Linked DNA regions of Homo sapiens: region 1 is linked to region 2. The links are chromatin loops, found by intact Hi-C in ENCODE. Cell type or tissue: K562. All regions are shown on one strand. Each heading gives the region's core, and the rest is flanking DNA. Links, peaks and the distances in the headings are about the cores only. Region 1 overlaps PDE9A (phosphodiesterase 9A). Region 2 holds the start of LOC107985504 (a long non-coding RNA gene).

Region 1 (2,500 bases), core at 1-2,500, 69 kb before region 2:
CCCTGAGTTCTGGCCTGTAAGCAACCCCAGGTGCCCTTGTGAATCAACAGACCACATTTCCAGTGGCAGAAAAGGAAATGGGAGCTGTTTCTAGACTAGCACAAGGCTCAGGGGGTGGGGGGTGGGGGCAGGGTGCAGGGAGGCCAACGCCACACAGCCCCACACCCAGCCTTTCCCAAGGCCCTGGGTTCCTCACTGATTCTCAGCAGGTTTCAGTAAATGCCTCTAACGGGCCCGGTGGAACTGTGCAATGCAGAAACACCCCAGGGTTTTGCTGTTTTGCTACTTAAATATTCAGGAAATAGTAAAGAGAAGAGTATTATCAAAAACGTGACTTTTCATAGAAAAGGGAGAATAGGCCAGCCCTGGCCTGGGTCCACAACCCCAGTGTGAGCTGCAGAGACTTCTCTGGAGCGGTGAACAGCTCCTGCCAGGAAAGAGCATGGCACAGCCTCGTTCTCCAGCGTAGAGTAGAAGGAATGGCCCCGTCCACGCGAAGGTCTGTGTTCACCAAGCATCTTCTGTAGAAAAATGCTCTCTTCGCCTGATCATGGGAGGGAATCAAATGGATAGAGCATTTATCCCTTTTGTGACTAAAATAAAGGTAATAGCAACTACAAAAACCACGACACAGGCTTCTCAGCATCTTTTTATAACGATAGTGCTGATTTTTTGGAAAATCCTTGAGCCTCAATCACTTTTATTTGATGTAAGCCGCTCAAACTCAAAGAGTGTTGTTTTCCAGATTATAAAACACAGATCTCAGCTGATGGCGGTTGACGGGTGTCCCCCGAGTGCCCTCGGCTGCCAGGAGCTGGCAGGGGAGATGCCTGTGATGAGGATTGGGTGCTGTGATCACAGCACGCGGGAAAAGGACAGGGCCTCCCTCAGCGTGGCAGATCGCGTGGGTCCATGGGTCCGTGTGATCTCATGACCGTATCAAGGGGATTGTGTCTTTTTGACCAGAGCGTTAGGGAAAGCGTGCTGCAGTCACACGCCAGGACGGCCCCCCACGGCCCAAGTCCTATAGGAGAGCCAGGGGCCATCACGATTTTCTTAGGCACAGCAGCAGTTGAACCGTGCTGTCACACTTAACCCAAGTGATGACAGCCTCTTCAACTAGGACAGTGCTGTAGGGGTCTGGTTCTGCTTGTTCTCCCCCACATTCCTGCCTGCCCTAGGACCCAGGACCTGTCTCTAGTCACACACACCCTGTTCAGCCTCTGCATCTGGCCCCCGCGGAGACCCACACCACATTCTACTCCCCTGGCCAGAGACCGAGGGTGACTCGGAGGCTTCCAGTTCCCAGCAGCTTTATTGGCGTTGCTGTTTCCATAGAAGGACAATAAAAGGGGGCCATAAGGAGGCGCATCCGCAGAGTGCGTGCTTGAGCTTCTGCAAGCCAGAGGAGGCCGGCGGCCGGCAGGGTGGGCAGGCTGGCTGGCTGTGCCCCACAACATGCATGTGGAGAGGTTTTGGGGGCAGCCATGGAACCCCGGAGCTGCCCCCACATGAGAGTTCCCCCAGGTGGTGACCAAATGCATTTACAGTCCAGCCGCAGTCCAGATGCAGATGCGCTGTAACTGTAGAACACACAGCAAATTCTGAAGGCTTAGTATGAAAAAGAATATAAAAATCTCAGTCATTTTTATATTGATTTCATGTTTCCTGGTTGAGATGTCATTGATATAACATAAAGCCCACCATTTTAAAGTGTACAACCTCAGCCAGGCATGGTGGCTCACGCCTGTAATCCCAGCACTCTGGGAGGCTGAGGCGGGCAGATCACCTGAGGTCAGGAGTTTGAGACCAGACTGGCCAACATGGTGAAACCCTGTCTCTACTAAAAATACAAAAATTAGCCGGGTGTGGTGGTGCACATCTGTAATCCTAGCTACTTGGAAGGCTGAGGCAGGAGAATCGCTTGAACCTGGGGGTAGAGGTTGCAGCAAGCCGAGATCACACCACTGCACTCTAGCCTGGGTGACACAGTGAGACTCTATCTCAAAAAAAAAAAAATTGTACAACCTCAGTCTTTTTTAGTGTCTTCATTTTGTTGTGCAACCATCACCACTATTTAATTCCAGAACATTTCCATCAACCCAAAAAGAATCCCTGTACCTGTGAGCAGTCCCCCCTCCATCCCCTTCACCCCCCAGCCCCTGGCAGGCCCTGTTCTCTGTCCTGTGCATTCTGACCTTTCACATAACAGAATCCGTGGCCTTTCCAGCCTGGCTTCTTCCACTTTGCACACGGTGTTGCAGGCTCCCCGCGTTGTGGCATATGACAGCTCTTTGTTCCTTTATGGCTGGATGACGTTCCGTTGCGTGGCTGCGTCCTGTGGCTGCATTGTGTGGCTGTGTCACGTGGCTACGTCACGTTTGGTTGATCCGTTCATCAGCTGATGGACATTTGGGCTGTTTCCACAAAGGCTCTTGTGAATGATGCTGCTGCAAACGTTTGTGTGCAAATTTTTGTATGAAAGATACATGGTGAAATG
Region 2 (9,381 bases), core at 1-2,500:
TCACAAGGTCAGGAGATCGAGACCATCCTGGCTAACACGGTGAAACCCTTCTCTACTAAAAATACAAAAAAAATTAGCCGGGCGTGGTGGTGGGTGCCTGTATTCCCAGCTACTCGGGAGGCTGAGGCGGAGCTTGCAGTGAGCCAAGATCGTGCCACTGCACTCCAGCCTGGGTGACAGAGCGAGACTCTGTCTCAAAAAAAATATAAATAAATAAGTAAATAATAAATAAGGTCAGACTCCATCTCAAAAAAATATAAATAAATAAATAAACAATAAATAAGGTCACACTCTCCATGTCTAACAGATAATTCAAGAGATAGTGCATCAAGCATGCAAGGCTCAGGGCAGGACAAACGGGACATGGCTCATAAGAGGAGCTGCAACAGGCTTTGGCATCCAACACACCTGGTTTTGAGTCCAGGCTTGCCAATTACAAGCCGAGAGATGTGCACAAGTGTCCCAGCCTCTCTGAACCTCAGAGCCCCAGTCTCTAAGCCAGAGGCAATAATACCATTGTTACTGCTGTTTTAGTGATTAAACAGTCAAAGTGCTTGTCTGGTCCCGATGAAGTGCTCAGTCAATGTTGCCATTTAATTTTTAAGTCAGTTCATATTTTTCAGTGGGTCAGAAAAGAGATCAATATTGTTTTACTTTGTCTAAATGTGTTCAGCAATATATCTGATGGCCTCTTTCTTTTAAAATGGTCTGTGTGTCGGCCGGGCACGGTGGTTCACACCTGTAATCCCAGAACTTTGGGAGGCTGAGGTGGGCAGATCACTTGAGGTCAGGAGTTCTAAACCAGCCTGGCCAACATGGTGAAACCCCATCTCTACTAAAAACACAAAAATTAGCCAGCTGTAGTGGCGTGCACCTGTAATCCCAGCTACTTGGGAGCCAGAGGCAGGAGAATTGCTTGAACCCAGGAGGCGGAGGTTGCAGTGAGCCGAGATCACGCCACTGCACCCCAACCTGGGCAACAGAGCAAGACTCCATCTCAAAAAAAAAAAAAAAAGTCTGTGTATAATCCTGTAACGTTTCTGCGACTGCTGGCACTTTTTTTTTTCCTTCTTTTGTGAGACGGAGTCTCGCTCTGTTGCCCAGGCTGGAGTGCAGTGGTGCAATCTCGGCTCACTGCAATCTCCACCTCCCGGGTTCAAGCAATTCTCCTGTCTCAGCCTCCCGAGTAGCTGGGATTACAGGTGTGTGCCACCACGCCTGGCTAATTTTTCTATTTTTAGTAGAGACAGGGTTTCACCATGTTGGTCAGCCTGGTCTCGAACTCCTGACCTCGTGATCCACCCACCTTGGTCTCTCAAAGTGCTGGGATTAAAGGTGTGAGCCACCGCGCCCTAATTCTAACAAAAACAAATCAGTCATCGTTTCCCTTCTTCCAGGAGACTGTGCCTGAGGAAAGCGGGGGGCGTGGCTGCAGTTCTGGACGGGCTGGCCGAGCTGCGCGGGATCCTTGTGCAGGGAAGAGCTGCCCTGGGCACCTGGCACCACAAGACCATGTTTTCTAAGAACCATTTTGTTCACTGATACAAAAAAAAAAAAAGGAATTCATGATGCTGTACAGAATTTTATTTTTAAACTGTCTTTTAAATAATATATTCTTATACGGAAATGGGTACTGTACTTCTTCTTTGGTAGAGTTGTGTATGCTGCTTCCGGTAAGTTCTCTCATGGAGACGAAGGACACTGTGCTTTTCCCCCAGATGTATCTTAGAGCAATTGACCAGTGTGATGCGGTGCGTACGTCCCTGTAAATTCAGCATTAAATGTCAGCACGGTGCCCTGAGTGCAAGGACATGCACGGGTCCTGTGTTTCTGAGCAGAGGGGGACGTCAGTGCCGTGTGTGGGACATCTGGGGACTGAGGCAGGTTGGCCAGACTGTAGGTCGTGTGTCGGAGCAAACGCACCCATGACCATGGGGACAACACACACTGGGTGCTCATGTGGAGGAAGGCTGGTGACTTCACACTTAAATCCTCAGATAAGGAAAAGAGACACATGTATTCAGCACGTCTGAGGGTCTCTATCTCGGGAGGAGAGACGGCCCTCCCTTCCTGCCTTTGTTTTGGTAACAAGCACAGGGGACATTCTGGGTGGCACTGTGTCCACACAGGGGACCCAGCCCCCGGCTTGTTCATGGTCAGGCTCTTGTTGCTGGGACAGTCGCACCCCTGAGCTCTCACTGAGACCGCCCGCATGCGGTGGACTCCTGGAGACCCGATTTATAAAAAGCAAGGAAAAGGCTGCTGGCTGTGTCCCCTGGGCTGTGGGCTCCATCTCCCCTGCGCTCTAGAGACAGAACCACCTCCCGAAGCGCTTCACCCTACAGAGCTCACCTTTAAAGCCACTGGCGTGGTCTGAGCTTAGTAAACATTTCATTTCTGTTTTGGGTCACTTTCCTTGGGGCATTTGTTTCCTTTTGGTGAATTCCAGAATATTACTTCCCACCTTCAAATAATTCATTTTTTACCTGTAAAATTTTCCATCTCGAATCCAGCCGAATACAGATAAGGGACCTTGATTTCTACACCCCTTCTTGTTTCTGCTTTTGTTTTTCATTTGAATCCTATTAAAGCCAATAGATATGGCAACGTTGGCAAAAATAGAAGCAAAACGTAGGCGTGCGGATATTGATGCCCTCCACCTTCCTGCCAGCCTCTATGGGGGATGATTACCTGCTCTCCTCATCTGTAACAAGGCTCTTTCAACAGCACCTTCATCTGCTACATTACTTGGAATGCACATCTCACTAAACGGTGCCCCTCATCAAACTCCATACAACACTTCCTTGAATTTTACTATCATAAACAGAAACAATCACATGCACACACATGGACATGTATACACTCCTACACATCAGCACACTTCCTCTGGTTCTAGGCTATACTGCATCCTGAAACAATTAAATGACTGAGATCCATTAGGGGAGGCATCTAGAGAGCATCTACTGTTTTTTTTTTTTTTTTGAGACAGGCTGGAGTGCAGTGGCGCGATCTCGGCTCACTGCAAGCTCCGCCTCCTGGGTTCACACCATTCTCCTGCCTCAGCCTCCCAAGTAGCTGGGACTACAGGCACCTGCCACCACGCCCGGCTAATTTTTTGTATTTTTAGTAGAGACGGGGTTTCACCGTGTTAGCCAGGATGGTCTCGATCTCCTGACCTCGTGATCCACCCGCCTCAGCCTCCCAAAGTGCTGGGATCACAGGCATGAGCCACTGTACCCGGCCTGACGGCATCTACTGTTAGTCCTGGTTGGTGTGCAGCCAGCCTGGTCTCCATGCACGGGACCCCCAGAAAGCCCACCAACCCACCCTCCTGTCACACAGAGCAGTCCCTGAGGCCCCACGGTTGGAGGCCACGTCCACCCTGGTCAGCCTGCACACCCAGAGCCTGCCCGCACCAGGAGGCAGCCACACGGATGAGCTGAATCATGGGCTGCATGTGGCAGTGGAGGCTCAGGACAAGACAGATGTGCCTACGGCCCCGGAGAGCTCTGGGTCCAGCAGCAGAGGCGTTCCCCCAGGCCTGGGGGCATGCCCAGCATAGGGAGTGAGTGTGCAGACACAGGGTCCCACCCCCATGAGCACAACCCACTGAACAAGACGCCCCTCTGGGGTGAGCGGCACCATCTCCACCTAGGATGATGTGTTTCCAAGTGAACTCTCACCCGACAATCAGTATTAAGTCAGCATGAAGGGTAAAGATGTTTACAGCTGAGCCACATGCACGTCAGGAGACAGGAGCAGCAATGCCTGGGGCTTTCCACGGTGAGCTCCCAGCACACAGCAAGCATGTCGCCAGAAAGAACAGAAAGTTCACAAAGGGAGGGCCAGCCTGTGCACAGCCTAGCACCGTCCTGGGAGGCCATCATCACCTGTGCTCCTCTGAGAGGACAGGAAGATGCTGTTTTCCACTTTTTTCTCCCCAAGACCGTTTATTAGCAATTGAAGGAACAACGCATGTATCAAAGACTGGATTTGAGAAATTCCAACAAATCTGCCCCCTCGCAGTTGGGAGCTGGCATCGTGCAATCTTCGGAATGCAGCCTCTGGCTCTCCCATCAAAAGGCAACGCAGCCCCCTGTGATTTCAGCTTTGACCTTGTGGGTAATAAAAGAAGGAAAGAGGAATGTCTGCTACTGGAATCCTGGATGGGGTCCCCGCGGCCGAATCCCCCCTCCCGTCCCCTCCTGTGTCACCTGTCATGTCTCAGACTTTGACCGCCTCCCGCAGCTTCCTTTTATTCGTAATGTCTAAAGCCAACCCAAGCGTCTTTGCCGGCTGACGTCTTAGCCAAATCATGTGGGAAACCCGTGAAGCAGAACTGACCGCTGTGAGGGCTGGGAGTACACTGGGCATCTGAAATACTTCAGCCCAGGAAAACGTCCATCAGTGGACACCGTCGGTTCCCAGGTGGCCTCTGGAACAGGAAAGCAGTCACCCCCTCGTCCGATCCCACAGGAAACCTCATTCCACTCTAGTGGCAGTGGCTGGGGCTAGATCCCCCTGAGCCAGGAGACGACGGGCAGTGCCCGGACAAGGCTGTACTCTGTCCACAGCTCCTCCACTGTGGCTATGAGGGAGGTTTAAAAATCTCAGTCCAGTGGGGGGGGTCAGCCCCCTGCCCGGCCAGCCGCCCCGTCTGGGAGGGAGGTGGGGGGGTCAGCCCCCGCCCGGCCAGCCGCCCCGTCTGGGAGGGAGGTGGGGGGGTCAGCCCCCCGCCCGGCCAGCCGCCCCATCCAGGAGGTGAGGGGCGCTTCTGCCCGGCCGCCCCTACTGGGAAGTGAGGAGCCCCTCTGCCCGGCCACGACCCCGTCTGGGAGGTGTGCCCAGCGGCTCATTGGGGATGGGCCATGATGACAATGGCGGTTTTGTGGAATAGAAAGGCGGGAAGGGTGGGGAAAAAATTGAGAAATCGGATGGTTGCCGGGTCTGTGTGGATAGAAGTAGACATGGGAGACTTTTCATTTTGTTCTGTACTAAGAAAAATTCTTCTGCCTTGGGATCCTGTTGATCTGTGACCTTACCCCCAACCCTGTGTTCTCTGAAACATGTGCTGTGTCCACTCAGGGTTGAATGGATTAAGGGCGGTGCAAGATGTGCTTTGTTAAACAGATGCTTGAAGGCAGCATGCGCGTTAAGAGTCATCACCACTCCCTAATCTCAAGTACCCAGGGACACAAACACTGCGGAAGGCCGCAGGGTCCTCTGCCTAGGAAAACCAGAGACCTTTGTTCACTTGTTTATCTGCTGACCTTCCCTCCACTATTGTCCTATGACCCTGCCAAATCCCCCTCTGCGAGAAACACCCAAGAATGATCAATAAAAAAAAAATAAAAAATAAATAAATAAATAAATAAAATAAAAATCTCAGTCCAAAGGCTTTCACCGTAGTCTGTCTAAGGGACAGATAACATCGTCTCTCTGAATTTGGGAGGGGACTGTTCTCTGTTGGTAGCCAAAAGGGGCCCAGCAAGGTGCTAGGGTTCCAGTCTCCCTGAGTCCTCAGGCAGGTCTTCCCAGCCCCCACCCTGGGACTCCCTGCCCTGCTGCAGGGGAACGTGAGGGTCAGGGGTCCCCAGATTCCTGGGAGCTGGGGCCGGTGCCCTGGCAGAAACACGGCCTCAGGCAGGGTCCAGGGCCTGTGGGGGTGAGTCACGTTGTTATGGGCTGAATTCTCTCCCCAAAACTTACGTCCAAGCCCAACCTGGTGCCTCCCAGTACCGTATTTGGAGACAGTGCCTTTAAAAGGTGGTTAAGATAACATGAGCTGACTGGGGTGGGCCCTGAGCCACTTTGACTGAGTCTTACAAGAAGAGGAGGTCGGGGCACAGATGCACATGAAGGGCGCCAGGGAAGGACAGACCCTGACACACAGAGGAGTGGGGACTCAGCAGAAGCCAGCCCTGCCAACACTTGTCTCAGACTTTGAGAGGTAAGTGTCTGTCGTTTAAGCCCCCCGCCAAGCTCACACACACACACACCTGTGTGCCTCGCTAGGGCTGCCCCAGCAGACTCACACATCACACCTCCCTCACCACCGAGTCCCTGGGCAGCAACGTGGGCCCGGCTCACAAGCAGTGCTGGAGACAGCTTGAGCTTGGGTTGACTGCGCCAGCATAGCATGATCTCTCTCTCTCTCTCTCGCTCTCTCTAAGGAAAAAAAGAAGATAAGAACTAGAGAGTCAGAAATGTCATCTCTTTCTTTCTTTTCTTCCTCCTTTCTTTCTTGCACTCCAGCCTGGGCAACAGAGTGAGACTCCATCTGAAAAAAAAAAAGGAAAGAAAGAAATTGATTTTATTAACCAAAACTAGTAAAGGGGAAGTGGCCAGATAGCCATCCATGGCAACCACTTCAATTTTGGGGAGGAAGGCAGGGGTTTAAGAAAGGAAAACTTGGCCGGGCATGGTGGCTCATGCCTGTAATCCCAGCACTTTGGGAGGCCAAGGTGAGTGGATCACCTGAAGTCAGGAGTTCATGGCCAGCCTGGTCAACATGGTGAAACCCCGTCCCTACCAAAAAAAAAAAAAATTAGCTGGGCATGATGGCAGGTGCCTGTAATCCCAGCTACTGGGGAGGCAGAGGTGGGAGAATCTCTTGAGCCTGGGAGGCGGAGGTTGCAGTGAGCTGAGATTGCACCACTGCACTCCAGCCTGAGCGACAGAGCGAGACTCTGTCTCAAAAAGAAAGAAAGGAAAACGTGATAAGGAAGAAATACGAGAATTGGGTGGGGTACAATGTCTGTGTGTCTCGAGTGGCTGTCTTGGGTCCCCATCCACCTGGGTCTCAGGCTGGCATCACCTCAACAGTGGCCAGGTGGTGAACTAGCCACCTTGATGTCATCTGTGGCACTTTGCAGCTTGATCTCCAGGCTTGGTCTGTCTCAAGATTAGCCCCTGGAACGTCTAAGAAGGTGCATAATGAGATGCGTGCATAATGAGATGCGCACATACAGTTAGAGAACTGTGAAGCGGGTATAGACAGTGAGAAAGGCGGGGACGTGAAGCCTACTTTAAGGCTAAGGGAAAAGGCTTCTGCAGTTCGCTTCAAGGTTATATCTTAAAATCCAAGAGAAAGGGGAAAAAAAGTTAAGATGCATTTTGAAGTTAAGCTGCCTGGTTACAAGTGAAAATACATAAGAGTACTGGTTTTTTTCCGGTTAATCCTAACTTTTCTAATATATTTTGCTAGCAGATATTTAAAATCTGGTGGTTTAGCCAAAGAATTTGGGACAGCAAGACTATACAATCTTCCATCCGCTGCAAAGAGATGTTCGTTTTTTCTCAGCGTTTCTGAGAAGCTGGAAAACAAGGTGAGCTGCCGCCTTGGACACCCTCCTCTTAATTCTGGTTCCTTCCTGCTCGACATGGGGACGGGACAGTCCGACGCTCCCTCTCATGGGAATGTATTTGCAGACATCATATCATGGAAAATACTAAACACAAGTGTTGCCTCAGAAGCTCACGATGAGCCGGGTTCACGCCGGTGTAATTCTGCGGGGGCCGGACCCTGAATCTCATGCACGCGCGGCTGCGAAGGCGACGCAGCTTCTGCCTCTGAGCCGCCTCCTTCGATACATCCCGTGGGAGCGGGAGCCACACTGAGCGCCAGGTCTGCGGCCAGCCGGGTGGGAAACAGGCGCTGCTGCCAGCAAGCTCCTCCCACTCTGCTCACCTGCCCCGAGGTTCCCAGAAGTTCTCAATCAGTACCATGTCCTTTCCCCTTCTCGAAGAAAAACACTGTTGGCAATGGAACAGCGCATCCCATTATCCTCCTGTCTTCACCAGGAACAGGCTCCCCAGACAGCAGACACTGTTTTCCGCGAGCCGGAGGCAGCCAGATTTGAGCCCAGATACCGCCATGGCCACTCCTGCGAAACCCTAGAAAGCCAGGGACATATTCAGGGGACTTCTCTTGCTCCAAGAAGCCGTGCCTGGCAGTCAGCGCCTGCACACAGGCAGCTCCCATGGCAGGAGCATGGGTGGCCAAAGGGGCCAAGGTTCTCTGTTGTCAGTCCTGCCTCGCCTGCCTCCCCTCCCTCCCCTGCCTCTCCTCCCTCCCCTCTTTCCCGTCCCTCCCCTCCCTCCCCTCTCCCCTTCCTCCTCTCCCTCCTCTTACTCCCCTCCCTCCCCTCCCTCCTCTGCCTCCCTTCCCTCCCCTGCCTCTCCTTTCTCCCCTCCCTCCCCTCACTCCCTTCCCTCTCTTTCCTTCTCTCCCTCTCCTCTCTCCTCTCCCTTCCCTGCCTGCATGACCTTGAGCTTTTCCTCTGTTAGTCCCAGGAGCAGCTGCACTGGGTCAGGAGTTTCTGAGCCTGGCTGGTCCTCAGGCCGTCTGTGGACACTGAGACACGCCCCAGCCCTGAGATTCTGATTCTGTAGGCCTGTTCTGGTTGCCAGGTCTGTTTTGCCAAGCTGTGTGTTTCTGGTGCAAGGCGTAGGGTGCGCGCTCGATGGCCTCCTGGGTGCTGCCATCTGCCCATCTGTATCTGCATCTGATGCCCGTGAGGAGACATAATGGAAGCAAGAGTGTGGGGTGGGAGGCCCTAATTGTTTCAGGGAAGTGTCCCAGCTTGGAAGTGGATTCTTGCAGGGGCTCTGGTCTGGTGGAGAAAGTGGAGAAGGCAGCCTGGGGACGTGGCTGGGTGGGGAGTGGGCGCAGGCACAGAGCCAGCCTGCATGCTCCTTCTCTCCCTCCATGGACATAAGGACAGTGAAGTACTGTCCATACCACCGCGTCCAGGCATCTCACACGCCCTACACCTGAGAAACGGAGCTGAAAAATGAATTTGTGCTGTCCATCCACCACATCAGAAAGACGAGGGACAGTGATGCCTAGTGTGGGTCACCAGAGAGGCCCACAGGGGACCCCTAACCTGCTACAGTTGTGCTCTAGTCATTTGTTTCTTGGCATTAGGGGCACTTTAAACCATCAAATTAACAACCTCACCATAGTAACAACCTGTTCAATGTCACCAGGGGATCCTAATTGGCTCACAGTTAAGCCCCTTTCAACCTTCGCACTGTCGTGGTTGTCAGGACTGCCAAGCCGCCCTCCCATGCCTGCTCCTCATGCCTGTCCACTCTACAAGCCAGCTGTAAAACCCCTGCCCCCACCCTCTGTGTCGGTCCATGGTCACCACCCTGTCACCTCCAGCATCAGTCACGCCTCCGTGGTGGGCGTGGGGGCCCCACCCGAGGCTCCCGGGCATTTCTCTGATGGCTAATGAGACTGATCTTTGATTTTTGATCTGCTCATTGGCCATTCAGCTTCCTCTTCTGTGATGTGGTGGCCTCTGCCCACATTCTGCTGGGGCAGTTTGTCTTTTCCAAGTTGATCGCAGGTTTTTTTCTGGTTTTTTGTTTTTT

The links. A loop is a pair of places that touch in the nucleus more often than their neighbours do. Peaks named below come from ENCODE experiments on the same cell type or tissue, not always from the same donor. Only the 100,000 strongest peaks of a DNase experiment are listed, where the experiment ranks them.
Region 1: it touches region 2 in a loop (2.5-fold over the local background); 3 of 110 quality-filtered maps call a loop at or near these places.

The regions. Positions count from the first base shown.
Region 1 is chr21:42,704,638-42,707,137 of GRCh38, forward strand. All of the region lies in intron 4 of PDE9A (phosphodiesterase 9A), which reads left to right. Among named protein-coding and RNA genes, the nearest start is that of PDE9A-AS1, 36 kb to the right of the region's middle. RefSeq lists an enhancer at 2,239-2,500. In K562, for the core only: a CTCF peak has its summit at 1,529 (motif pointing left); a DNase peak (open chromatin) is centred at 1,503; H3K27me3 peaks cover 2,371 bases.
Region 2 is chr21:42,773,883-42,783,263 of GRCh38, forward strand. PDE9A (phosphodiesterase 9A) reads left to right here. Exons shown (of 20, transcript NM_002606.3): 20 at 1,398-1,627. The coding sequence ends at 1,411. It overlaps LOC107985504 (a long non-coding RNA gene), which reads right to left and starts at 2,929. Exons shown (of 2, transcript XR_001755071.2): 1 at 2,487-2,929; 2 at 1,570-1,763. LINC01668 (long intergenic non-protein coding RNA 1668) reads right to left here and starts at 6,112. Exons shown (of 3, transcript NR_135517.1): 1 at 6,000-6,112; 2 at 4,215-4,435; 3 at 3,937-4,115. RefSeq lists enhancers at 1,557-2,058, 3,604-3,673, 3,719-4,668, 5,620-6,569, 7,057-7,780 and 2 more and silencers at 4,368-4,427, 4,448-4,497, 4,528-4,577. In K562, for the core only: no CTCF peak of the experiment used is centred there; no DNase peak of the experiment used is centred there; H3K27me3 peaks cover 2,047 bases.